Regions from separate parts of the Homo sapiens genome. Here all the other regions are linked to region 2. A link is an interaction called in ENCODE POLR2A ChIA-PET data of the cell type or tissue named here. Cell type or tissue: B cell. All regions are shown on one strand. Each heading gives the region's core, and the rest is flanking DNA. Links, peaks and the distances in the headings are about the cores only.

The links. ChIA-PET counts read pairs that join two places held together with the same protein. Peaks named below come from ENCODE experiments on the same cell type or tissue, not always from the same donor. Only the 100,000 strongest peaks of a DNase experiment are listed, where the experiment ranks them.
Region 1: POLR2A ChIA-PET joins it to region 2 with 8 read pairs; 1 of 35 experiments calls an interaction of 5 or more read pairs at or near these places.
Region 3: POLR2A ChIA-PET joins it to region 2 with 6 read pairs; 1 of 35 experiments calls an interaction of 5 or more read pairs at or near these places.

Annotation. Positions count from the first base shown.
Region 1 is chr9:136,645,996-136,655,968 of GRCh38, reverse strand. LNCEGFL7OS (lncRNA EGFL7 opposite strand) reads left to right here. Exons shown (of 2, transcript NR_135132.1): 2 at 6,904-7,359. It overlaps LOC102724193 (a long non-coding RNA gene), which reads right to left and starts at 9,285. Exons shown (of 4, transcript XR_930443.3): 1 at 8,425-9,285; 2 at 6,890-7,271; 3 at 2,451-2,573; 4 at 1,873-2,275. RefSeq lists enhancers at 243-867, 8,912-9,608, 9,609-9,973, silencers at 9,120-9,309, 9,920-9,969 and a cis regulatory region at 8,937-9,973. In B cell, for the core only: no CTCF peak of the experiment used is centred there; a DNase peak (open chromatin) is centred at 5,118; H3K27me3 peaks cover 500 bases.
Region 2 is chr9:137,450,409-137,457,445 of GRCh38, reverse strand. It overlaps NSMF (NMDA receptor synaptonuclear signaling and neuronal migration factor), which reads left to right. Exons shown (of 16, transcript NM_001130969.3): 3 at 1-39; 4 at 960-1,035; 5 at 1,812-1,817; 6 at 2,139-2,207; 7 at 3,003-3,055; 8 at 3,626-3,715; 9 at 4,266-4,390; 10 at 4,627-4,710; 11 at 4,860-4,893; 12 at 5,011-5,081. Among named protein-coding and RNA genes, the nearest start is that of MIR7114, 3.8 kb to the right of the region's middle. RefSeq lists enhancers at 1,710-2,591, 3,476-4,357, 4,358-5,241, 6,978-7,037 and silencers at 3,220-3,269, 3,330-3,379. In B cell, for the core only: no CTCF peak of the experiment used is centred there; DNase peaks (open chromatin) are centred at 2,005, 3,079, 3,505, 4,445 and 2 weaker places; H3K4me3 peaks cover 1,194 bases; H3K27ac peaks cover 607 bases.
Region 3 is chr9:136,554,073-136,564,045 of GRCh38, reverse strand. No RefSeq gene overlaps it. Among named protein-coding and RNA genes, the nearest start is that of NALT1, 11 kb to the right of the region's middle. RefSeq lists an enhancer at 1-432. In B cell, for the core only: no CTCF peak of the experiment used is centred there; a DNase peak (open chromatin) is centred at 5,401.

The sequences.
Region 1 (9,973 bases), core at 3,065-7,064, 800 kb after region 2:
GGGGCCTGAGGCATAAATTTAGTCTCCTTTTCCTGATGAAAGGCTCAGATGCCCTACTGCTGGGGCTGGGGGGAGGGCAAGGCTGGCCTGGGTCCCTGGGGCCTTAGGGACCATCTAACTGTGCCCTCCTTTCACCTATGGGTAAACTGAGGCCCAAAGAGGGGAAGAGCCCTGTCTGGGGGACTGAGGGTGCCGAGCTCCCGTGGCTGTCTCGTTGGGGCTGCAGGCTTTGCTCGGCTTAACACCTGCTGGACCTGGGCACCCCCTCACGTCCCTGAATAAACATAGCGGGTTCTGGTGGAGGCGGGAGGGCAGTGCGGGCCCCTGCAGCCAGCCCTGGCCATTCCTGCCAGCCGTGTGACCCCAGGCAACGCCTCACCTCTCGAGCCTGGCTTTCCCAAGTCACCCTGGCCCGGAGCAGCCTGAGAGGCAAGGCTGCCACCAGCCCGTGCTCCCTCCAGCCCTGCCAGGTGTGCGTCCCCACCTTAGCACCTTGCAGTCTCCACCCCAGCACCCTGTCCTGCATCTCTCCACACCAGCACCCTGCACCCCTGCATCCTAGCGCCCTGTCCTGCATGTCTCCACACCAGCTCCCTGTCCTGCTCTGGGGGGCGGCTCCTTCACTCCCCACTAGTGCCCTAGGGTGACTGTGTGAAGGTGGTCCGGGCCCTTCCCCAGGCAGGGAGGGGACACGGGGCAGGTCCCTCCCCAGGCCCTGGCCATGACTCTGCATCAGGCAGGACACCCCCATGCCTATATCCTTGCTGCTGCCACTGGCCACCATCCTGGCCCAGGTGACACCAACTGGACTCTCAGCCGGGATGCTGCAAACCCGCCCAGCACCATCAGGCCTCTTGGGGGGGACTGCAGCTTCCTGAGCCACCCCTGCCTGGGCAATGACTGGAAACTCCTCTCTCAGGCTGCCCGGCAGACCCCCACACTGCCGGGATGGGGAGGGCTGCTCTGCCTAAGGGGCCTGCCCATCTGTCTGCCCGTGGACCCTACTCCACGCAGGCCTGGGTGGCCGGAGCGTTCAGGAAGCAGGTCAGGGCAGCAGGCCATGCCAGCCTCGGCCTCCCTCCCAGCCACCAGCAAAGCCTGAGGGTTCAGGGATGGCAGCTGATGATGGTGATGCTGATGATGGTGACAATGATGGCGGCGGCCACAGTGGCACCACAGTCTGCACCCCCAGCCGGCTCCCCCAACCACTCCAGCAGCAGGGATTTTTTTTTTTTTTTTTTTTTTTGTGACGGAGTCTCTCTCTGTCTCCCAGGCTGGAGCGCGGTGGTGCGATCTTGGCTCACTGCAAGCTCCGCCCCCCGGGTTCACGCCATTCTCCTGCCTCAGCCTCCCGAGTAGCTGGGACTACAGGCACCCCCCACCACACCCGGCTAATTTTTTGTATTTTTAGTAGAGACGGGGTTTCACTGTGTTAGCCAGGATGGTCTCGATCTCCTGACCTCGTGATCCGCCCGCCTCGGCCTCCCAAAGTGCTGGGATTCCAGGCGTGAGCCACCACGCCCGGCCAGCGGCAGGGATTTTTAAAGGAACGACATCCAGCAGGAAGGGCGAACCCTCCCCTCCTGGGCCCTTCCCTGGCCCTGGCTTCCCTGGGATGAGGGGTGGCTAGGTGTCCGCCTCGCAGGGCTGCAGGGGCCCAGGACACGGGGGAGGGGGGCTGATTCCAGCCAACCCACAGCAGGCCTCCACCCCAGGAGCCAGAGGGGATGCGCTCTCTAGCCTCTTCCACAGCCCTCCCGGGGGTGGTGGGCTGGGTTTGGCGGAGGGTCTCGGGGCTGTGTGCAGGGCTGTTACCGGCAGGTGCTGGGAGGTGGGGGGTGGCTGGGGCAGGACGGGAAGGTCACTCTAGCCTGAGGATAATTTCTACTTTATTTTACAATTCCAAAATGAAGAGTGATTTTCTTGCTTCTTGTTTGAGCTGGGCTGTGACATGTGCTTCCTCTCGAAGAGCCAGTGGATTTGATGAGAAGCACCGAGAGCACCGCCCGGCTCCCGGCATCTGCGAGGCCTCGCACAGGTCCTGTTCTGACGGCAGCGCTGATCAACGCTCTCCACAAACCCCACGAGGGTCGGAGGCGTCCGCATCACCTGCCCGCATACGGGGAAGGGCTGGGAGGCTGCAGGGCTGAGTCACCGCCGGGCACCCACTCCCTGCCAGCCCCCGGGAAGGACAGGGGCAGACGCGGCTCTTTCGCTTAGCCTCAGGGAGGTGGAATCACACAATTTTAGAGCCTTTATTTTAAGGAAAAGAGAGCTGCGTAAAAATAAATAAAAAAATAAATAAAGAGACTTTATTTTAGGGCAGTTGTAGGCTTACAGCCAAATTGAGAGAAGGTACAGAGGTCCCACGCCACAGCCCCCGCCCCGACGTGCGCAGCTCCCCCTGCACCGGAGCGGTTCGTCTGTGACGTGGGTGAACCTGCACTCACATGTCGCAGTCACCCGGGGCCCACGGTGTAATTGGGGTCACTCCGTGTAGCACATTCAGGGTCTGGGCAAGTGTATGAGGGCACGTGGCTGCCAGGACAGTATCAGGCACGGACGTCTCTGCCCTAAAATCGTCCGAGAGGCACCCTCTTTACGTGGACAGTTTAATGCATTTGGGCAAATGAGCACCCCCGTGTAATCGTCACCGCCAAGGATGGATAGGATGTTTCCCACCCCTCCGAAGCCCCTCACACTCTGCCTGACCCCTGGCAGCCCCGACGTGCTCTCTGCTGCTCCTGGGAGATTTGTGTTGTGGAAGCCAAGTGGCCAGTGCCCTGTGCCCAGCACGATGGCTTTTCTTTTTTTTTTGAGACAGAGTCTTACTCTGTAGCCCAGGCTGGAGTGCAGTGGCACAATCCTAGCTCATTGCAACCTCCGCTTCCCTGGTTCAAGCGATTCTCCTGCCTCAGCCTTCTGAGTAGCTGGGATTACAGGTGTACACCACCATGCCCGGCTAATTTTAGTAGAGATGGGGTTTCACCATGTTGGTCAGGACAGTCTCGATCTCCTGACCTCAGGTGATCCGCTTGCCTTGGCCTCCCAAAGTGCTGGGATTATAGGTGTGAGCCACTGCGCGTGGCCGTGATGGGTTAGGGTTGGTCAGTGCTGTGTGTGTCTGTGACTCAGTACTGCTTCGTAGGAGTCCACAGTCTGAGTGGGCCATGGTTCATTCATTCATTCATTCATTCATTTAGAGATGGAGTCTGGCTCTGTCGCCCAGGCTGGAGTGCAGTGGCACGATCTCAGCTCACTGCAAGCTCTGCCTCCTGGGTTCACGCCATTCTCCTGCCTCAGCCTCCCACGTAGCTGGGACTACAGGCACCCGCCACCACACCTGGCTAATTTTTTAAATTTTTAGTAGAGACAGGGTTTCACTGTGTTAGCCAGGATGGTCTTGATCTCCTGACCTCGTGATCTGTCTGCCTCGGCCTCCCAAAGTGCTGGGATTACAGGTGTGAGCCACCGCACCCGGCCTATTTATTTATTTTTTGATACAGGGTCTCACTCTGTCACCCAGGCTGGAGTGCGGCGGCGCAATCTCAGCTCACTGCAACTTCCGCCTCTGTGGTTCAAGTGATTCTCTGCCTCAGCCTCTCGAGTAGCTGGGATAACAGGCACACGCCACCACGCCCAACTCCAGGGCCACAGTTTATATGAACACATTTTAATTTCAGAGAGAAGAGAGTTTGGAAAAAAATTTAAAAATAATAACAAACAAAGAAAGGGTCCCTCCACTTCTCACAAGACTCAACATAGGATTACCACAGTCTCCAAAACTCCACGCTAGGTACATTCCCCTAGAGCAGGGATTCAAACAGACGCGCAATGTACACACAGCGTTGTGCTCACAGGAGCCGAGAGGTGGATAGACCCGGATGCGCATCCACGGATGAGTGCATTGACAAGCCAAGGCCCATCCGTACAGTGAGACACTGCTGAGCCGTAAAGAGGAATGAAGCTCTGGCCAGGGGCGGTGGCTCACATCTGTAATCCCAGCACTCTGGGAGGCCAAGAATGGTGGATTGTTTGAGCTCAGGAGTTCAAAACTAGCCTGTGCAACTTGGCAAAACCCTGTCTCAAATATTTAAAAAGGGGAAAAAAAAATTAAAAAAAAAAAAAAAGGAATGAGGCCCGGGGTGGTGGCTCACGTCTGTAATCCCAGCACTTTGGGAGGCTGAGGCAGGAGGATCAGTTTAGGTCAGAAGTTTGAGACCAGCCTGGCCAACATGGTGAAACCCCGTCTTTACTAAAAATACAAAAATTAGCCGGGTGTGGTGGTGCGCGCTTTTAGTCCCAGCTACTCAGCAGGCTGAGCCAGGAGAATCGCTTGAACTCCGGAGGCAGAGGTTGCAGTGAGCTGAGATTGCGCCACTACACTCCAGCCTGGGCGACAGAGCGAGACTCCGTCTCAAAAAAAAAAAATTAACACTAGGCCAGGCGCGGTGGCTCACACCTGTAATCCCAGCACTTTGGGAGGCCGAGGCGGGCGGATCTCCTGAGGTCAGCAGTTCAAGACCAGCCTGACCTACATGGTGAAACCCTGTCTTTACTAAAAATACAAAAATTAGCTGGGCATGGTGGCTCGCACCTGTAATCCCAGCTACCTGGGAGGCTGAGGCATGAGAATTGCTTGAACCCGGGAGGTGGAGGTTGCAGTGAGCCGAGATCACGCCACTGTGCTCCAGCCTGGGCGACAGAGCAAGACTCCATCTCAAAAAAAAAAAAAAAAAAAAAAAATGGAATGACACCCTGGCAGGAGCTGCGGCATGGACGAGCCCTGAGTGATTCCATTGACAAGAGATGTCCACAGCGGGCAGGGCCATAGAGACAGGAAGCAGCTTAGTGGTTACCAAGGACCGCAGGAGGAGAGAACGGGGACACACACCTGAGGTGCGTGGAGTTTCACTCTGGGAGCATGAACAAGTTTTGGACATAGATAGTGGTGGTGATCGCACCCTATTGTGAATAGAATTCCCCTGAGGGACACCTAAAAATGGCTAAAGTGGCACAGCAGTGTGGAGGTTCCTCAAAACATTAAACATTGCATGTAACCCAGCAATCCCTCTTCTGGGTATAGACCTAACGGAAATGAAATCGATGTGTCTAAGAGATAGCTGCAGGCCACGGGCGTCGCACGCTGTTCATAATAGCCAAGAAACAAAGTTAGTGCATGCATGGATGAATAAGTGTGGCGGATACACACAGCGGGGCACTGTTCACCCTTCAGCAAGGAGACCTGTCACTTGTGATCACATGTGTGAACTTGGAGGTCACAATCTTTTTTTTTTGAGCCAGAGTCTCACTCTGTCGCCCAGGCTGGAGTGCAGTGGTACAATCTCGGCTCACTGCAGCCTCTGCCTCCCGGTTCAAGCAATTCTCCTGCCTCAGCCTCCTGAGCAGCTGGGACTACAGGGGCCCGCCACCACACCCGGCTAATTTTTTAGTACTTTTTTAAGTACAGATGGGGTTTCACCATGTTGGCTAGGCCGGTCTCAAACTCCTGACCTTAGGTGATCCTCCTGCCTCGGCCTCCCAAAGTGCTGGGATTAAAGGCGTGAGCCACTGCGCCTGGCCTAAGGTCACAATCTTAAGTAAAATAGGCCAGGCACAGAAAGACAAATCCCACATGCTCTCACTCATATGTGGAGTGTGAAATAGTGGAGCTTAGAAGCAGAAAGTGGGGCAGTTGCTCCCAGGGGTGGGCGGGGCGGGGTGGCCAGATGTTGGCGGAAGGCCACAAAGTTTCAGTTGAGGAGTGGGTGCAATATCTATGGGACACAAAGTTTCAGTTGAGGAGTCAGTGCAAGATCTATGGGACACAAAGTTTCAGTTGAGGAGTCGGTGCCAAGATCTATGGGACACCCAGCGACTTGAGTGAATAAAGGCACTGTGCTCTTGAAAATTTCCGAGAGAGTCTTTCTCATCACCACAAAGGTAAGCACGGGAGGTGATGTAGGTATGAACTGGCTCGACGTAGCTGTTCCCGAATGTCCACATAGACCATAACGTGCCATGTACCATAAATATGTACCACGTTTGTCAATTAAAAAACAAACAGGCAGGGCGTGGTGGCTCACGCCTGTAATCCCAGCACTTTGGGAGGCCAAGGTGGGCAGATCCCTTGAGGTCAGGAGTTCAAGACCAGCCTGACCAACATGGCAAAACCCCGTCTCTACTAAAAATACAAAAATTAGCCGGGCTTGGTGGCAGGCACCTGTAATCCCAGCTGCTTGTGAGGCTGAGGCAGGAGAATTACTTGAACCTGGGAGGCAGAGGTTGCAGTGAGCCGAGATTGCCCCACTGCACTCCAGCCTGGGAAACAGAGTGGGACTCTGTCTTAAAAAACAACAACAATAACAAAAAAATAAATAAAATAAGTAGTCAGTGCACTAGGGAAAGAAAAGAATATAAAATACAATGCCTAATTGTTAAAAAAAAAAAAAAAACGTAGGCAATAAGACTTCAGAGGAGAGGCCGGGCGCAGTGGCTCACGCCTGTAATCCCAGCACTTTGGGAGGCTGAGGTGGGTGGATCACCTGAGGTCAGGAGTTCGAGACCACCCTGGCCAACATGGTGAAACCCCATCTCTACTAGAAATATAAAAATTAGCCGGGCATGGTAGCGCATGCCTGTCATTCCAGCTCCTCAGGAGGCTGAGGCACAAGAATTGCTTCAGCTCGGAAGGTGGAGGCTGCAGTGAGCCGAGATCATGCCATTCCACTCCAGCCTGGGCCAGAGTGAGATTCGGTCCAAAAAAAGACTTCAGAGGAGACCCTGCCTCCTGGTGCTCTGTACATTCTTCCCCTAAACTGGGCTCAACTTCCTTGTTTTATGTAAAAGTTGGGCAGATGGAATTAAGCCCTCAGAGCATTCAACTTACTTCATAATTTTCAGAGCCAGCCGGGAGTGCAGGAGGGAGAACTTTCCTGTGGACGTCCTGTGTTCTCCAGACGCAGAGAACCCTCATCAACCGAGGGGGAGGTCACTTCCGAATCCACAGATGGCGTGTGAGTGCATGGCGAGCGCCTCCAGGACACACTTACTGTTCCCTTGCTCTGGCCAGACGCCAGCCGGACCCTGTGTGTGCGCGCCGTGCTGCTCTTTGCAGCTGCCTGCAAGGGGTTCCTGCGAAGACCAGCACCTTGGGGAAGAGCCTGCGGCTGAACTTGAACTCGCAGCTACCTGAGTCAGACCTGTGCTTTTTCACCTCTACGGAAGATGTCAGAGCGTTTCCCTAGCAATGTTTTAGAAGTTACTTCTGTCTGGAAAAAAATGGAAAAAATGGCAAATTATGTTATGTATAATTTGATAATTTTAAAGAATTAATGATGTAATTATTACTCAAACCCACTGAATTGTACGTTTTATTATTATTATTACTATTTTCTTTTTTTTCTTTCTTTCTGTTTTTTTTCGAGACGGAGTTTCACTCTTTTCGCCCAGGCTGGAGTGAAATGGTGCAATCTCAGCTCACCACAATCTCTACCTCCCGGGTTCAAGTGATTCTCCTGCCTCAGCCTCCCGAGCAGCTGGGATTACAGGCATGCACCACCACGCCCATTCAATTTTGTATTTTTAGTAGAGATGGGGTTTCTGTATGTTGGTCAGGATGGCCTTGAACTCCCAACCTCAGGTGATTCGTCTGCCTCGGCCTCCCAAAGTGCTGGGATTACAGGCGTGAGCCACTGCGCCCGCTTATTATTATTATTTATTTTATTTTATTTTATTTATTTGAGACAGAATCTCCCTCTGTCGCCCAGCCTGGAGTGCAGTGGCGCGATCTCAACTCACTGCAACCTCTGCTTCCCAGGTTCAAGTGATTCTCCTGCCTCAGCCTCCCGAGTAGCTGGAATTACAGGTGCCCAACACCACGCCCGACTAATTTTTGTATTTTTAGTAGAGACAGGGTTTCACCATATTGGCCAGGCTGGTCTCAAACTCCTGACCTGGTGATCCACCCGCCTCAGCCTCCCAAAGTGCTGGGATTACAGGCATGAGCCACCGAGCCCGGACTGAATTGTACATTTTAAATGGGTGAATTGTATGGTATATAAATGATTTCTTAATAAAGCTGTTATTTTTATTTTATTTTCAAGGTGGAGTCTCACTCTGTCTCCCAGGCTGGAATGCAGTGGCACGATCTCAGCTCACTGCAACCTCTGCCTCCTGGGCTCAAGCAATTCTCCTGCCTCAGTCTCCCTAGTAGCTGGGATTACAGGCGCCCGCCACCACACCCAGCTAATTTTTGTATTTGTAGTAGAGACAGCATTTCACCATGTTGGCCAGGCTGGTCTCAAACTCCTGACCTCAGGTGATCTGCCCGCCTCGGCCTCCCACAGTGCTGGGATGACAGGCATGAGCCACCGTGGCCAGCCATAAAGGTGTTATTCAAGAAAAAGAAGAAATGCCTCAGACCTGAACGCTTCCCACCATCTTGGCTGAGCGTTTGACCACATCGGTGGATGCCCCACTGGGTTGCATTCTAGTCCGTGCCGATGGCCTCTGCGGGGGCTCCTTCCAATCCCTTGAGACGTGGGCCATGTTGTAGGGGATGCTGGCAGTTAGTGGGAAGTGTGAGCACTGAGGGGCCCCCAGTCCTGGAGAGGAAGCCTTCTGGGCTGCGGGTCTCTCTCCTGCCAGGCATCCCGGGCACCATGCAGCCCCTGCCACCCTGGGCTCAGCCTGCCCCGTGCCCTCTGCAGTCCTTCCTCAGCCAAGGGCAGCTCCTGGAGTTTAGGGGATGGGAGTGGACTCCTTCTGGGGTGGGTGGAACCTCTCCTCCACCCAGCTCAGCAGACCGGTTGTGAGGTTGCCGCGTAGGCACCATGGGCAGTCGGGGGTAAGGATGGATACCTCTCGGTAGCTGATGCGGGGCTCACGCTGGGCTGGCACTTTAAGACAGATGCCGGAGGAGCAGCCAGGGGTGTTTGTGGGGCACATGGGCCGGGCCAGGCCAGCGCCTCTCTGGGACCTCAAGCAGGAGAGTGGTCGGTCCAGCCCGGGAGGGAGCCTGTGGCTAGGCCTGTGCAGGAGTCGGGGGGGACTCTCGGTGGGGACCCTCCCGGCAGCCGAAACTGGGGGAGGGAGAGCAGAACATCTGGCCCTGCTGGGTTGGGGCTGATGCTTCTGTTTAGCCGTAGCAGCCTCCCTGGGGTTGATTTCCTAGAGCTCCTACACCCCCAGTTTGTCCGGGGCCCCAGCCGTAGCTGCTACTGGGGGCCTCAAACTCCCCCAGGGCAGCCAGGACCCCAGGGGCTGTGGAGCCAGGGGCAGAGTGGAGGTGGGGGTCGGGGGAGGGCTGCAGCCGGGCCCATAGTCCCCACCCTGCAGGCCGGAGCAGGAAGGGCTGGCGGGAGCCAGGGACAAAAGGCGGACGTGCAGCCGGCCATGTGTGTCCTTATCACAGGCTGCACTCCCAGCACAGCAGCCTGCGCGGAAACGCTCCTCTCCGCCGCCTTCCTGCCTGGAAGCCCGGAGGCGGAGGCGGAGGCGCTGGAGGCCCCCACCCAGCGGGACGGGAGGCTGAGGGGAGCAAGGGGAGCGAGCGGAGCCAGGTGGGGGCAGATGTGCAGGATGGGTCAGGGGCAGCGGGGTGGGAGGCCCAGCCTCCGGGGTCTGGAGGGTTAGCTGAGTACTTCACGCTGCACTGATCTGTGGGGCCGCCGTGATGTGGGTGCTAACGCTCTCCCCACCTGTTGGATGGGGAAACTGAGGCCCAGGGCAACAGTGACCTCTCGAGGTCAGGCCCCAGCTAGGTGAGGCACAAACTCAGTCCAGAGGCGGCCCCGGGGGCTCTGCCGTCCACCCAGGCTCTGGCTGACAAGGGGCCCTCCTGCTGTGCTGGCTCCCGAAGGGGATGGCCCGGACTGGGCCCAGCTGCCCTCTGGTGGATATGGGGCCACCCCAGTCAGGGTGGGGCTGACAGGGTCCATGCTCCCTCCCGCCCTCGGACGTGCAGACTTGA
Region 2 (7,037 bases), core at 909-4,908:
AGAAGCTGGAGAGGATGTACAGCGTTGACCGTGTGTCTGGTGAGGGGTTTGTGTCAGGGCATAGACAGGTTTGGGGGTGCATGCCGCTGCCAGGGTCTGACAGCAGCAGCCACTGTGAGGCTTGGAACAGAGAACAGGTGCTCAGGTCACAGCATGCCAGCGGACTCAAGATTAAAACCGGCAGGCTTCTGCTGCGGCCTCCACACCCTATGAGCTGTGAGCTCCCTCAGCTCCTCAGCAAAATCTGCCAGGCCTCACAGTCCGCTTTCGCCCTGCTAGCACCAGGTCAATCAAGGAGTGCTTCCTGGAGGAGGGGGCCTGGGAGGATCTTAAGGGATATGTAGGGAGGAAGCACCGCTTAATCAGGAGACTGGGCTGCCCTCCGAGAGTCCTGGGGAGCTGTTGGGGCCCAGCCAGGCAGTGGGCATCTTTCCCCAGGGTTGTTGAGTTGTGTGGTAGCTTGTCCACCAGGCAGAAAGTCACTCCACTGTCCCCACACTTGGGCATCAGGGAAAGGCTGTGGGGGCCCTCGGAAGGGGACAGCCCTCAGCAAGGTGGTCTCTAGCCTCGGTGAGGGCCTCCAGCTAGAGCATGGGGGCTGCAGAGAAGGCCTCAGAGCCTCTTCTGCCCAAGGGAAACAGACGCATTGTTTTCCTGGGCCTCCTGGAGACAGACTGTGCTTTCAAAGGAATGTTTCTCAAACTTTGGGTGGCCAAAGGGAAAGTTAAGCCAAAAAAATCAAAGCGTCAAGTTACCAAGAGCGTGGTCTTGGTGAGTGAGCAGCAGACATTCGAGCACTGCCCTCTGTGCCCGTGTGGGGATGCCACCCTCCCCCCACCCGCCCTGGCTGCCAGCTTCTGCTGACCCCTGGACCCAGAAGCATCTGCTTCCCAACAGGGAGGGAGAGGCTTCAGGAACCCCTACTTCACCCAGCCACCGCTCCTTTTTGTCTCTCTTAGACGACATCCCTATTCGTACCTGGTTCCCCAAGGAAAATCTTTTCAGCTTCCAGACAGCAACCACAACTATGCAAGCGTGAGTCTTGTGCCCACGACTTGGGGTCAGGGTTGGGTGGTCTCTTTCTGCTGCTCAGGAAACAGCACTTTTTCCCAGTCTCTGGGCCTACCAGGGGGGCTGCTTCTGAACAGACCCACGTGCCTATGCTGTGCCAGGCCTGCCAGGGAGGCCAGGGCTGACTGCTCTTCCCCTCCCATGGCTGGTGCCCAGCCCCCCCCCCCACACACACACAGTCAGGGGACCTGGCCCAGGGCTGCAGCTGATGAGCTCTCAGTGGGGTGTGGGGTGTGGCAGGTTCTCCTGCTCCTATCCACTCTCCTCAGCCTGTGTCTGCCCTCCCTCAAACCCCAAATAGAAGCCTACTTCTGTTTCATACGTGCCATAGGTCATCACAGTTTCAGGGTCCCCGCAGGGACCTGCTCCTCTCTGTCTTGACATACATTTGGCTTTTCTGTTCTGGGATTCCTTCCAGGGAAGTTCCCTTTGCTGCATTGGTCCCCACACCAAAGAAGTGTCCTGCCCGGGGGAGTCCACCCCACACCCAGCCTCAGGCTGCCTGGTCTCAGCAACCAGTCCTTGTGGCATGGGCTGCAGTGACATCAGCTTCCGTTGCCCATTCAGGGCTGGCCAGCAGTGTAGCCAGCATCCTGCTGGTGGCTGGGTTACCTGTGAGGGACCTATTGGGTCAGTGACAAGAAGGGAACTGTAGGGACCGGGTGGGGGCTGAGGGGAGGCCCGGGGTTGAGCTCACTGTGTCTTCTCTCTCACGCCATCCCTTCTGGCCCTGGCTTCAGCATCTCGTAAGTACCTGTATGACTTGGTGCCTAAGGGCACAGCTGTTGTCCCTGGGGAGACCCTCCCACCCCAAATAGGTTTGGGCAGGCCAGGGACCTGGGTCTTGAGGGAGTGCCGCTCTCTGCGGGCCTGGCTCCCAGCGGGCACCGAGGTCGCAGCAGGGCCTGCTGGGAGCTGGGCCTCGACAGGTGAGGCAGGCTGGGACTCCTCTGCCGGGCCCCGTGCCCCAGACGCCCTGCTGGGCCCTCTGCTCGCACCACTGTCCCGACGTCTGTGTCCCTCCTGCCTCCGGCCAAGGGCAGTGCTGACTCGCGGTGGTTTCCCAGGGTGTTCAGGGGCTACGCGGAGAGGAAGCGCCGGAAACGGGAGAATGATTCCGCGTCTGTAATCCAGAGGTAGGGCCTGCCAGCCACTCGCCACCAGGGTCCATCTCTGGTCTGTGCTGGCCTGGCCTGGGCCCCCTCGGCCCTGGCAGACCTGATGGGGGAAGGGTGGTGGCGACCACTGGCCTGGCCCTGCTCTGGGGACGTGGCAGGCAGGAGAGGCCATGTGGCCCGGGCTGCAGGAAAGCATCTCACCCTCAGTCCTGCACTCCGAGGGCACGTGTCTCTGTCTGGGCTGGGGCCAGCAGCAAGGCCCCCCTCCCCCACTCCAATCACACAGATGTGTCTGGGAAGCTTTTTTGCCCGTTTTGGATGTTGGGCCTTGGCAGGGTCCAAAGTTTGGTGGAGGAGAGGACCTGCCCCTGAGGTGGCTCAAGGACACAGAGCAGGAGAGGGGGCTCCTGCAGGCCCCCAGCCCGCCATGGGGTGGTGCAGACAGGAGCCCCGCTCTGCTGCAGCGCAGGCAGGCTGGATCCTCTGCCACATGGGCGTGGAGGCTCAGGGCGTAAGTCCCGGGCGAGGACGGAAGGTCAGAGCCTGGGAATGCAGCTCGGGAGGAGACTTGATCCAGAGCGCCAGGCACTGCACCTTTGTTCTGGAGTTGAAGGGGAGCCCTGGAAGGCTGTCGCGGGAAGAGCACTGGGTGGGATTTGCCTTTGGGTGGGAGGTGGTGCCAGGAGCCAGGGAGAGCACTGGCTTCCCACACCGAAGGGGTGAGAGTAGAGCCATGACCCGACGGGGGCTAGGTGGGCAGGGGCTGCCGTCACCCTCTCACGGCCCTCTTCAGCCCCTGGCTTCCTCCCCCAGGAACTTCCGCAAACACCTGCGCATGGTCGGCAGCCGGAGGGTGAAGGCCCAGAGTAAGACCCCGTGCGGCGGGGGTGGGGGGGCGGCGTTGCGCTTGGCTGGTTGGGGCTTTGCTTGCTGCTAGCTGCGATAAGAACGACCCCCGCCCCAACCCCAATCGGGCCCTGCCTCAGGCTCCTCCCCTTCCAGCCACTTCCCCAGCCCGGCCCAGGCTCCTCCCCTCCCAGCCACGCCCCCAGCCCGGCCCAGGCTCCTCCCCTCCCAGCCACGCCCCCAGCCCGGCCCAGGCTCCTCCCCTCCCAGCCACGCCCCCAGCCCGGCCCAGGCTCCTCCCCTCCCAGCCACGCCCCCAGCCCGGCCCAGGCTCCTCCCCTCCCAGCCACGCCCCCAGCCCGGCCCAGGCTCCTCCCTTCCCAGACTCCGCCTCTGGCCCTGCCCCAGTGTTCTCAGATCCTGCCCCTGAACCAACCGAGCCTCTGGTCCGTGTCTGCTTCATGTGCCTTAGACCCCACCCACATTAGCTTCCTCCTCTGCCCAGGGCCCCTGTGGTCCCCTCGCCTGGGGTCTGAGACTCCCGAGGCCCCGCCCCACCCGCTCGCTAATGCGGGTTTTGCTCTCTGCAGCGTTCGCTGAGCGGCGCGAGCGGAGCTTCAGCCGGTCCTGGAGCGACCCCACCCCCATGAAAGCCGACACTTCCCACGACTCCCGAGACAGTAGGTGCCCCGCACAGGCCCGCCCACCTTCCCCAGAGCCTCCCCTAGACCCCAGACCCCTGCTGGGGGTCCCCTGCCAGGGCCGCTGGGCTGCGCTTTTGCACTCCTGAATCTTGGTTTACCTGTTTGTGAGATGGGGACGCCCTCAGCATCTCCGATCGCAAAGGCGGGGCTAACAACGGCCGCGGCAGTGCTGGCCGGGGGCGCCTGTAGGGCCGTGCCCACCGCCACTCGCAAGAGGCCCTCAGGGGCAGGGGGCTGCGGTGCCCGCCCCCACTCCCTCCCAGGCGCCCGGCGGACTTGGCTGGAGCTGATGCCTGCACGCGCCTTCCACCGGCCTCGCACCAGGGTCTCCCTTCCCACATCAGGCCGCTGCCCAGTGGTGTCCACAGGCCTGTCCTGCCGGGCTGGCGGCGACCTCTGTATGGTCCTCCCACTTGCTTGGAGGACCCTCCGGGATGGGGCTTTCGGGCCCTGTGGGCCTTGGGGCCATGGCCAGGATAGGAGGTGCTGCCGGGCCTGCTGTCCTGGTGACCCTCTTGCTTCCCAGGCAGTGACCTGCAGAGCTCCCACTGCACGCTGGACGAGGCCTTCGAGGACCTGGACTGGGACACTGAGAAGGGCCTGGAGGCTGTGGCCTGCGACACCGAAGGCTTCGTGCCACCAAAGGTCATGGTGAGGCCCAGCCCGGGCAGTGCTCCTCTACACCCCGAGCAGGACTCCGCCCCAACCCGAGTCCAGCCAGCTCTGCCTGGGACCACGCAGCCTTCTCCAGCTGCCTGGGGGAGGGTGTCTCACAGGGCTATACCCTTGGGCTGCCTGGCAGCCAGAAGGTAGCCTCATGGGGGCTCCCACAGCCCCTTGGCTTTTGGATGGGCCTGGGGCCCCTGAGCAGCTCTTTGTCTCCGCAGCTCATTTCCTCCAAGGTGCCCAAGGCTGAGTACATCCCCACTATCATCCGCCGGGATGACCCCTCCATCATCCCCATCCTCTACGTGAGTCCCGCCCCGGGCCTGCCCCCAACAGATGCCCTCTTGCGGCCCCACCCTGGGCCAGCGCCGGCACCCCAGGTCCCCAGGGTGCTGTGGCGCTGCTGGCTCTGACGCAGCCTTGATGTGGCCTTGTGGCCTGTGTCTGTCCCCAGGACCATGAGCACGCAACCTTCGAGGACATCCTTGGTATGTGCCTCATTGGCCTTCTCTCTGCTGGTTCCAGGCCTGGGAGGGGCAGACACAGGTGGGGGTGCCCCTGGGGCTGGGGTGGGGGCCGCAGCACTCACACCCGCTCTCCCACAGAGGAGATAGAGAGGAAGCTGAACGTCTACCACAAGGGAGCCAAGATCTGGAAAATGCTGATTTTCTGCCAGGTGGGGCTCAGTGCTCGTCTCCTGACCAGGAGAAGAATCGTGGTGGGGCAGGGGAAGACCAAGGGGAAGAAGTCAAGTTGGGGGAGACCAAGGGGAAGAGGTTGGGGTGGGGAGACCAAGGGGAAGAGGTGTTTGTGGGGGAGACCAAGGGGAAGAGGCGTGGGGGTGGAGACCAAGGGGAAGAGGTGTGGCTGGGGGAGACCAAGGGGAAGAGGCTGGGGTGGGAAGACCAAGGGGAAGAGGTGTTTGAGGGGGAGACCAAGGGGAAGAGGTGTGGCTGGGGGAGACCAAGGGGAAGAGGCTGGGGTTGGGGAAGACCAAGGAGAAGAGGCGTAGATGTTGAGGGGGAAAGATCAAGGAGAAGAGGCGTGTGGCGGGGGGAAACGAAGGGGAAGAGGCGTGTGGCTGGGGGAGACCAAGGGGAAGAGGTGTGGCTGGGGGAGACCAAGGGGAAGAGGCTGGGGTTGGGGAAGACCAAGGAGAAGAGGTGTAGACATTGAGGGGGAAAGATCAAGGAGAAGAGGCGTGTGGCGGGGGGGAAATGAAGGGGAAGGGGCGTGTGGCTGGGGGAGACCAAGGGGAAGAGGTGTTTGGGGGGTAGATCAAGGAGAAGAGACGTGGCGGGGGAAGACCAAGGGGAAGAGGCGTGTGGCGGGGGAGATCAAGGGGAAGAGACGTGGCGGGGGAGATCAAGGGGAAGAGACGTGGCGGGGGAGATCAAGGGGAAGAGACGAGGGGCAGGGGAAGATCAAGGGGAAGAGGCGTGTGGAGGGGGAGATCAAGGGGAAGAGGCATGGTGGGGAGATCAAGGGGAAGAGGCGTGTGGCCAAGGAAGACCAAGGGGAAGAGACGTGGCGGGGGAGACCAAGGGGAAGAGGCGTGTGGTGGGGAAGACCAAGGGGAAGAGGCGTGGAGGGCAGAACAAGGGGAAGAGGCGTGTGGCGCGGGAGATCAAGGGGAAGAGACGTGGCGGGGGAGATCAAGGGGAAGAGACGTGGCGGGGGAGATCAAGGGGAAGAGACGAGGGGCAGGGGAAGATCAAGGGGAAGAGGCGTGTGGAGGGGGAGATCAAGGGGAAGAGGCATGGTGGGGAGATCAAGGGGAAGAGGCGTGTGGCCAAGGAAGACCAAGGGGAAGAGACGTGGCGGGGGAGACCAAGGGGAAGAGGCGTGTGGTGGGGAAGACCAAGGGGAAGAGGCGTGGAGGGCAGAACAAGGGGAAGAGGCGTGTGGCGCGGGAGATCAAGGGGAAGAGACGTGTGGCAGGGGAAGATCAAGGGGAAGAGGCGTGTGGAGGGGGAGATCAAGGGGAAGAGACGTGGAGGGGAGATCAAGGGGAAGAGACGTGGTGGGGGAGATCAAGGGGAAGAGACGTGGCAGGGGAGATCAAGGGGAAGAGACGAGGGGCAGGGGAAGATCAAGGGGAAGAGGCGTGTGGAGGGGGAGATCAAGGGGAAGAGGCGTGGGGGGGAGATCAAGGGGAAGAGGTGTGGGGGGGAGATCAAAAGGAAGAGGCGTGGCGGGCAGGTCAAGGGGAAGAGGCATTGGGGGGAGATCAAGGAGAAGAGCGTGTGGTGGGGGAGATCAAGGGGAAGAGGCATTGGGGGGAATTAAGAGGAAGAGGCGAGGGGGGGAGATCAAGAGGAAGAGGCGGGGGAAGATCAAGGGGAAGAGGCGTGTGGTGGGGGAAATCAAAGGGAAGAGGCGTGTGGTGGGGGAGATCAAAGGGAAGAGGCGTGTGGTGGGGGAGATCAAAGGGAAGAGGCGTGTGGTGGGGGAGATCAAGGGGAAGAGGCGTGTGGTGGGGGAGATCAAAGGGAAGAGGTGTGTGGTGGGGGAGATCAAAGGGAAGAGGCGTGTGGTGGGGGAGATCAAAGGGAAGAGGCATGTGGTGGGGGAGATCAAGGGGAAGAGGCGTGGGGGGGAGATCAAAGGGAAGAGGCGTGTGGTGGGGGAG
Region 3 (9,973 bases), core at 3,426-7,425, 900 kb after region 2:
GTCTTGCCTGCTGGCCTCATGCTGAGCGCACCTGATCAGCCACCCGCTGCGTGTCTCACCATAGCCCCACTGTACAGGTGAGAACATGGAGCTGACTGAGGGAACAGTGTGGACGCAGCAGAGTCGCCTGAGAACCCAGCTCCATGGCCCCCACGCCAGCCACCAAACCCCTCTGTGACCTGAGAAACAGAAACCAGACTCAGCCCGGCAGGTGTCAGACCCTGGTCTGGTTGGTCCGCAGCGGCTCCTGGCTCAGCGCAGGGACTGCCAGGGTCCAGGGGCCCTCAGGGGACTTGTTGAAGCCCAGCTCCTGCCAGGGAGGACAAGAACTCTCTTCTTCCAGGAGTAAACAGAAACGAGGGCCTGGCCCTGGGGTCCTAGGTGCCTCTGACCCCACCAGGAACCTCTGAGTCTCCCGAAGCACCTGCTGGCAGGGTGGGTGCAGCTCAGCATGTGGGAGGACATCGGGTCGCCATTTCCCGATAGAGCCAACAGCCTCTCCTCAATGTGCTGTGCGGCCAGCCTGCCCCAGCTGGCTCTGGACTGAGGAGGTGGGCGCAGGGACTACAGAAGGGTCCATGCTGGTGGGGGGCCCACTGCTGGGCCTAGGCAGGAGAAGGCTCCAGGCCAGAGGCCGCTAGCAGGGCAGACCCCAGCCTAGCCACGCGGGCTGGGAGGAAAGGGGAGGATGCGGCGTCTGCTGTGACAGGCTTTGGGTCAAGGGTCTGCTCTGAGCCCCGAGCTCACCGCCACAGGGGCTTTCCCAGGCTGGCTTGGCAGCGGGCGGGGGCTCAGGGGAGCTCAGGAAGCGGGTGGTTCCCACAGCAGCGGCTCAGGCAGGCGGCCCACACACCCAGCCAGCGGGCTCCCGTGGGAAGGAGACCTGGAGGCCGGGGCTCTCCTCCCGTCTGCTCTAACCTCCTGGACAACCTTCAATGCTGTCCTTCCCTCTCAGGCCTCAGTTTCCCAGTGATCTTGAGGGGTGGTCGCTGGAGGTCAAAAGGGGAAGATGACTGTTCAGTTGCCTTGTAAGCAGTGAACGCTTGCAGAATCACAGCAGCTCCTGGCGTGGCTGGATCCAGGGCTCCGGCAATGCTGCCTGGACTTTGTGTCTGTCCCTCTTTGGGCTCCCTGACCCTGATGTGGGCTCCCTCCCTGGTAATCCCTTCCCACGGTGTGGCAAAGATGGCTCATGTCCCCCAGGTCGGCAACTCCCCTGGAAGATAGGGTCTGCACAGGTCCTAGGCCCCCCTGTTCCAGGCAGCCTGGGCCCAGAAGTCCAAACACGTGGGCAGATGGTTAGGGGAACAGTGGGTCCCCAAACCACAGCTGTCCACTGAAAGTGCTGACCACAAGCCAGGCCCAGGGCCAAGCACCAAGTGCCCACTGAGCCCACCTCATCCCCTCACAGGTGCCAAAAGTGAGTCCATTCCACAGAAGGGCACCCAAGGTGCAGAGCGGAAGTGTCACCTGCCTGAGGTCACCCAGCTTCAGGCAGAGACCAGGTGGATATGAGGATCAAGGATCCCGGTTCCACGGGCTGAATTTCAACTCCTGAGCTCTCCTCGGGCTTCCCCAGTGATTCTGGAGCCCTGCAGGGCAGGAAGCGAGTCCTAATGCCCATCCCAGACCTGCCGCCTCAGTGTCCCTTCCTGCCTTGGGGGGAAAGCTGGGGTGAGGAGGATGCAACAGGGGCAACCGTTGGACCCCAGGGAGAGCCCAAGTCCTGGGCATAAAGCACAGCACATTCATTCCGGAGCTGGGCCTCACCTGGGGCAAATCATATTTTCACTCTAAAACAAATGCAAACTCAATGATTAAGATGAGCTACACACACTGGCTCTAAGGTGAACAATTCAGGAGGGTTTGGTCGCACGCGGCCAGCGTGGGCCCTCAGTAGCGCCTCTGGGTGGAGCTCTCTCGGGAGTCTTCCCTCTCGGCTGTGGGACTCGAGGCGGCCAGGAGAAGCCAGAACTGAGGGCATGCGGTCCACGCAGGAGCACGGGAGCCACGGGCCACGGGGTCCCCTCCTCACAGGAGCCACTGGTCGCGGGCAAGCACTGGGTGGTGGTGGAGTCCCAGATGAGCTCCAGCACTGTCCAGAGAAAACAAGGCTACCGTCCAGCACACGTCCTCACTCACCCCGGCCACGGTGATCTGACCACGGCCACGACCAGGCCACGGGGCCTCCCCACCACTGGGTCAAAGGCTGTTCTCAAGAGACTCAGTGACTTTTGGAGCACAGAGCATCTTGGGTTAGTCTCCTGTCCACTTGGTTCCATCAGCTGAGTTGTGCAGGGGTTCCTGGCCCACCTGGAACGCAGGGCCTTCCTGAGATGCCAAGTACCCTGGGCTACAAGGGAGAGTTCCCGTGGCTGGAGGGCATGGCCACCGGGAGGACGCCACAGAGAAAGTCCCAGGACCGATGCTCTGAAAGCTGACCCAGTGCTGCCTCGGAGGGCCCCGGCTTGACTCACCACCCATCCCCGCACTAAGTCTATGCTGACCCTGGCATGCTGCACCCACCCAACCCTTGTCCTCTGCAGGTCCCAGTCTGGTGGGGCAATGGGCACCGAGTGAAGTTTTAAGAAAATGACTGTGGTTTCCAACCATAATGACGAGCCCAGCAGTCTGGGTTGTGGGGCTTGTGGAAGGCTCCATCAGAGGGTCCTGTGAGCTGAGGAAAGGGATCGAGCTGGACCCCAGGACACACTTCTACCCCTAACTCTGCTCCTAGGGGCTCTAAAAAGTAAAGGAGTGTATTAGGCCATTCTCACACTGCTATAAAGAGCTACCTAAGGGCGGGCGCAGCAGCTCAAGCCTGTAATCCCAGCACTTTGGGAGGCCAAGGCAGGCAGATCACGAGGTCAGGAGCTCGAGACCAGCCCGACCAACATGGTGAAACCCTGTCTCTACTAAAAATACAAAAATTAGCTGGGCATGGTGGCAAGCACCTATAATCCCAGCTACTCAGGAGGCTGAGGCGGGAGAATCGCTTGAACTTGGGAGGTGGAGTTTGCAGTGAGCCGAGATCAAGCTGCTACACTCCAGCCTGGACGACAGAGCAAGACTCTGTCTCAAAAAATAAAAACTACCTGAGACTAGGTAATTTATGAAAAAAGAAGTTTAATTGACACAGTTCTGCAGGCTGTTCAGGAGGCATGGCTGAGGAGGCCTCAGGAAACTTACAATCATGGTGGAAGGCAAAGAGGAAGCAGGCACCATTTTCATATGGCCAGAGCAGGAGAGAGTGCGAAGGGGGAAGTCCATCCCGTGCTTCAATCATGGCCCACCAGGCCACGCCTTCAACATGTGGGGATTACAATTTGACATGAAATTTGGGTGGGGACATAGAACCAAACCATATCATTCCAGCCCTGGCCCCTCCCAAATCTCATGTCCTTCTCACATTTCAAAACACAATCATGCCTTCTCAACAGACCCCCAAATCTTAACCCATTTCAGCATTAACTCAAAAGTCCAAAGTCTCATCTGAGACAAGACAAGTCCCTTCTGCCTATGAGCCTGTAAAATCAAAAACAAGTTACTTACTTCCAAGATACAATGTGGGTACAGGCACTGGGTAAATGCTCCCATTTCAAAAGGGAGAAATTGGCCAAAACAAAGGGCCTACAGGCCCCATGCATGTCCTGAACCCAGTAGGGTAGTCATTAAACGGTTTTTTGTTTTTTTTTTGAGATGAAGTCTTGCTCTTGTCCCCCAGGCTGGAGTGCAATGGCACGACCTCGGCTCACTGCAACCTCCGCCTCCTGGGTTCAAGCAATTCTCTTGCCTCAGCCTCCCGAGTAGCTGGGATTACAGGCACCTGCCACCACGCCCAGCTAATTTTTGTATTTTTAGTAGAAATGGGGTTTCACCACATTGGCCAGGCTGATCTCAAACTCCTGACTTCAAGTGATCTGAAGCAGTCATTAAATCTTAAAGCTCCAAAACAATATCCTTTGACTCCATGTCTCACATCCAGGCCACACTGACTCAAGGGGTGGGATCCCAAGGCCTTGGGCAGCTCCACCCCTCTGGCTCTGCAGGATACAGCCCCCTGTGGCTGCTTTCACAAGCTGGCATTGAGTACCTGTGGCTTTTCCAGGCACACAGTGCAAGCTGTCAGTGGATCTACCATTCTGGGGTCTGGAGGACAGTGGCCCTCTCCTCACTGCTCCACTAGGCAGTGCCCCAGCGGGGACTCTGTGTGGGGGCTCCAACCCCATATTTTCCCTCCGAACTGTTCTAGTAGAGGTTCTCCATGAGGGCTCACCCCCTGCAGCAGACTTCTGTCTGGACATCCAGGCATTTCCATACATCCTCTGAAACCTAGGTGGAGGCTCCAAAACCGTAACGCTTGCTTTCTGCACATCTGTGAGCCCAACAGCACATGGAAACTGCCAAGGCTTGGGGCTTGCACCCTCTGAAGCAATGGTCTGAGGTATACCTTTCAGCCATGGCTGGAGCTAGAGTGGCTGGGATGCAGGGTGCCATGTCCCAAGGCTGCACAAAGCAGCAGGGCCCTGGGCCTGACCCATGAAACCATTTTTCCCTCCCAGGCCTCCAGGCCTGTGATGGGAGGGGCTGCTGTGAAGGTCTCTGAAATGCCCTGGAGACATTTTCCCCATTGTCTTGGTGATTAACATTTGGCTCTTTTTTGCTTATGCAAATTTCTGCAGGCTTGAATTCCTCCCTAGAAAATGGGTTTTACTTTTCAATTGCATAGTCAGGCTGCAAAATTTTCAAACTTTTATGTTCTGCTTCACTTTTAAACATAAGTTCCGATTTTGGGTCGTTTCCTTCTTTATGCAAATAAACATAAGCTTTTAGAAGCAGCCAGACCACATCTCGAATGCTTTGCTGCCTAGACATTTCTTCCATCAGATACCCTAAATCATCTCTCTCAAGTTCAAAGTTCCACAGATCCCTAGAGCAGGGGCACAGTGCTGCCTGTCTCCTTGCTGGAGCATAGCAAGAGTGACCTTTCCTCCCTTTCCCAATAAGTTCCTCATCTCCATCTGAGATCACCTCAGCCTGGACTTCACTGTCCGTATCGCTATCAGCATTTTGGTTACAACCATTCAACAAATCTCTAGGAAGTTCCAAACTTTCCCTCACCTTCCTGTCTTCTTCTGAGCCCTTCGAACTGTCCCAGCCTCTGTCCACGACCCAGTTCCCATGCTGCTTCCACATTCTCAGGCATCTTTAGAGCAGTGCCTCTCTCCCAGTACCATTTTCTGTGTTAGTCTCTTCTCACACGGCTATAAAGAACTACCTGAGAATTAGGTAATTTATGAAGAAAAGAGGTTTAATCAGCTCACAGTCCCACAGGCTGTGCAGGAGGGATGGCTGAGGAGGCCTCAGGAAATCATGGCGAAAGGCAAAGGGGAAGTGGGTTCTGTCTTCACACGGCCAGAGCAGGAGAGGGAGACAGCGAAGGGGAAAGTCCATTCCATGATTAAATCACCTTCCACCAGGTCCCTCCTTCATGTGGGGATTACAACTTGATTGGGGGTGGGGGTACACAGAGCCAAACCATATCAAGGAGCAAAGAGGTGCATGTTTCATTTAAAACACAGCCCTCAGGCTGGGTGCAGTGACTCACGCCCGTAATCCCAGCACTTTGGGAGGCCAAGGCAGGTGGATCATGAGGTCAGGAGATTGAGACCATCCTGGCTAATACGGTGAAATCCCGTCTCTACTAAAAATACAAAAAATTAGCTGGGCGTGGTGGCGGGCACCTGTAGTCCCAGCTACTTTGGAGACTGAAGCAGGAGAATGGCGTGAACCCGGGAGGCAGAGGTTACAGTGAGCCGAGATTGCACCACTGCATTCCAGTCTGGGTGACAGAGCAAGACTCTGCCTCAAAAAAAAAACAAAAACAAAACAAAAAAAACAGCTCTCCCTGCTACAGATTGTGGCCAATGGAATTTTCTTCTCTAAAAATTTGCTTGTTTGCTTTGTTTGAATTTTTAGCATAGGGGGAAAAAAAACTACTTTCTTTTTCTTTTCTTTTTTTTTTTTTTTTTTGAGATGGAGTTTCACTCTGTCACCCAGGCTGGAGTGCAATGGCGCGATCTCGGCTCACTGCCACCTCCGCCTCCCTGGTTCATGCCACTCTCCTGCCTCAGCCTCCTGAGTAGATGGGACTACAGGCTCCCATCATCACACCCAGCTAATTTTTGTATTTTTAGTAGAGACGGGGTTTCACCATGTTGGCCAGGCTGGTCTCGAACTCCTGACCTCAGGTGATCCACCTGCCTCGGCCTCCCCAAGGGCTAGGATTACAGGCGTGAGCCACTGCGCCCAGCAAAAAAGCTGTTTTCACGTGTATAAAAAAAATGTAACTAAGTGGTGCACCTGTAGTCCTAGTAACTTGGGAGGCTGAGGCAGGAGGATTGTTTGAGCCCAGGAATTCAAGTCCAACCTGGGCAACATAGTGAGACCCCTGTCTCTAAAACAAAAAAAAAAAAAAGTGACACTGATAAATAAAACATGTTTGTTCTTCCTAATTTGGCCTTGAGGTGAAAAAAATGTTGCTCCCCATGAAGCTGGATGGAAGAGTGGAGACTGGAGAGGCCCAGGCCACCCCCAACCGGCTGACCACAGCGGTGGCCCCAGTCCTGGGGTTCTCTGCCTTGGTTTCCCCACTTAGGAAGCTTAGAGGCTGCCCTGGCTCAGCTGTGACCGAGAGGATGGCATCCCCCATCAGCAGGCTATGCCCCTGCCTGGTCTTCTCTGTGTCTGTCCCCTCAGCTGCTCTCCACCCCTACCCCGGGGTCCCTCTCCCCTTGCCCTGCAGGGCTCTCTCGGGGACGGGCCTTCTTGCAGCTGACGGGTCCCAGCAGAGGTTCCCTGCTCGGGAGGAGCCATTCCACGGGAGGGGTCAGTGGCAGAAAGGCCATTTCTTGGACTCTGGGCTCCAAGGAGCTGGGGCTCATGCTGGGGATGTGGGTGGGAAGGCTGCCCGCAAAGGCCATGTCAGCCGAGAGAGAAGCTTCTGGGTCCTGCCTTCTCCAGGGAGCCTCTTGAGGACATAGGCTGAGTCTGCCTCAACCTGGGGCCTGGCTGGGACTGCCTTGTGTGCAGCCGCGTGAGGGGCTGGTGGGTCCCTTTGAGGAGATGGACCTGGGCTCCTCCCCTCTGTCTGGTGAGGGAGCTCCACACCTGAGGTCCGTCCTTCAGGTTCTGGGGGGAGGGGTCCCGTCAGGAGGCTGTGGGCTGTGGGGGAAGAAGGGCCCAGAAATACAATCCCACCACTGCTAAGTCCTGTTGCTATCCTCCTGGGCCCACTGCAGATGGGGCCACCCTGCCACCCGCGGATCCCCCTGGCACAGCCCTGCTAGGACCTTTCTATGGGGATGAAAGGGGGTCTCAGAGGGTGTGGCCACTCACCAAGGCCCACGTGAGAGGACCCTGGATCATCCTAGCTCCTTTGAACTGGATGCTCCGGGGCCACCTCCCTGTTAGGAATGAAAATGCCGCCCTTTGCATGACACGAGGAGCCAACTGCTTCCGCCAAGGGCTCAGGCATGGCTCTTAGGGGATTCGCACGCATCTGCGTAGGGCTGGACTTCTCACAGTGGACTCCCACTTGCTGGGTTAGGAAACTGAGTCTGTGCGGGACAAGCTCTGCGGGACGGTGCCCCGGCCGGGATCCAGGCGGCTGGCTGCCCACCACCCTCCCCAACCCTCTGTCTGCCCACCGGAATGTGGCCCTTCCTGGGGGAGCCAGTGACTGCCCAGCCTGGGATCCTGGAGCCCCGGCCCTCCTGGCAGAGCTCACACTCTGGCAGGGTCCGAGGAGCTTTTTGGCGACCCGGCCACTCATCCATCCAGGTTCAAGTTAACTTCGGTGAAGATTCATTGTCATTCTGTGTCTCATTTGCAAGCTGAAGATCATGCTGCTGTCTTTGCCTCTAGTCATAACGCACTCCGAGCTGGGTGCGGTGGCTCACGCCAGAAATCCCAGCACTTCGGGAGGCCAAGGCAGGTGGATCACTTGAGGTCAGGAGTTCGAGACCAGCTTGGCCAACACCGTGAAACCTCATCTCTACTAAAAATACAAAAATTAGCCAGGCATGGTGGTGTGCACCTGTAATCCCAGCTACTCGGGAGGCTGAGACAGGAGAACTGCTTGAACCCAGGAGGTGGAGGTTGCAGTGAGCCGAGATCACACCATTGTACTCCAGCCTGGGCAACAAGAGTGAAACTCCGACTCAAAAAAAAAAAAAAAAAAAAAAAAGAAAAGAAAAAAAAAAAGCACTCCCGTAGAGAGAACCCAGCGGGTTCTGCCACTGTCCCGAGTCACGCTGAGAATGCGAGGGTGTAGGTGTCAGCCCTGGGGGACGCTGGCCCTGACACAGGCTGGCTTCCAAGGAGTCTTGTCCATGAGGATTCAAGGTGGCAGACATTGATTTCATATTCTAAGGAAAAGACAGTGCAGCTCCTTTGGGAAGCTCGGCCTCCTGGCCCGCTATGCCTCAGCCTGGCCCCAGACACAGCCAACAGGGCTGACGTCCTCGGGAAGACGCTGTGACCTCAGACAGGCCTCGGGTTTCACCTGAATCCCAGGGGCTGGGACCTACCCTTGTTTAGTTTCCACGCGGAAGCCAATTTGGGACGTTTGTGACCCAGACGAACCCTTTCAGTGGTTTTGTCCTTTCTTTGGAGAAGGGACTAGGACGAAGAAGGCTGGACTCATGGGGCGGCCCAGGGCACAGCTGGGCCCTCGTGTTTCTCCGTGCGTTTTCCAGAAAGCCTCCAGCCCTGCCTCAATCATGGGTTGGCTCTGTCGCTATTCCGAGTTTCACCGTTGTCATATTTGAGCAGAACTTTTGCCCCGACCAGGGATGAGAACGTCGTCTGCCAGTCTCCTCTGCAGCCGGAGTGGCCACAGGCAGGCAGAGGGGGAAGGCAGAGTCCTCCAGCCAGGAAGAGCGCCAGGCCAGGCAGCCTCTGCTGTGTAAATCGACAGGCTTAAGGCTGCTCATTATGTGGTTTCACCTGAAGAGCGACCTGCCGTAGCCACCGCCAGCAAGCGTGTATGGAGGCCGGTGCCTGGCGAGCGTCGGGGAAGCTGCTGAGTCCCTCACTTCCCCCAGTCAATCCCGGCAGCCTTGCGCAAAGCTTGGTTAATTCAAAAACTGTCTTTGTCTGCATTAAAACACCTTTATCCCTGGTATTAATTTCCTGGCCAGAACAAATTACCAAAAATTTGGTGGCTTCAAACCGCAGAAATGTGTGCTCTCTCAGTTCCGAAGGCCAGAAATCCAAAATCTGGGTGTCACAGGACCGGGCCCCCTCCCAAGGCTCTAGGGAGGATCCTTCCCACCTCCTCCAGCTTCTGTTGGGTGCCGGCAACCCCTGTGCTCCCAGCTTGGGGCTGCACTGTCTCCAGCCTCTGCCTGTCTTCCCAGCGCCTTCTCCCCAAACCTCCCTCTCCTGCCAAGGGCCCCAGTCGTTGGATTAGGGCAGGCCCCACTCCAGCATGGCCTTGTCTTAACTCGACGACATCTGCAAAGACCCATCTCCAAAACAGGTCCTGCTCACAAGCTCTGGGGGTATACAGCGAGTCTTTTGGGGGAATACGAGTCAACCCACAGCCCCCCATGAGTGACGAGTGACAGACCTGGAGCCCACTCCTGGGGGTGGAGGGAAGCACAGAGGAGGAGGAGAAGGGTGTGGACGGGGCTGAGCTTGCCCCATCATTGAAGGGACCAGCCCACAGGCCTGGCCCAGGCTGGAGGCACCAGCGAGCACTGGCTGTCATTAATCCTGGGCCCCAGGGTTGGTCCACAGGGCCAGGGTGGCCAGGGTCGGGGTGTGCTCAGAGCCACTTGGCTGGAATGTTCTTTCCCAGATGCCTGCATGCAGGAGGCTCACTGTTCACATCTCCCCCTTTCCACGAGGGCCTCCGTCCTGGCCACTGTCCCCCCAGAGCCTACGCTGCAGGGAAGGGGCTCCGCGA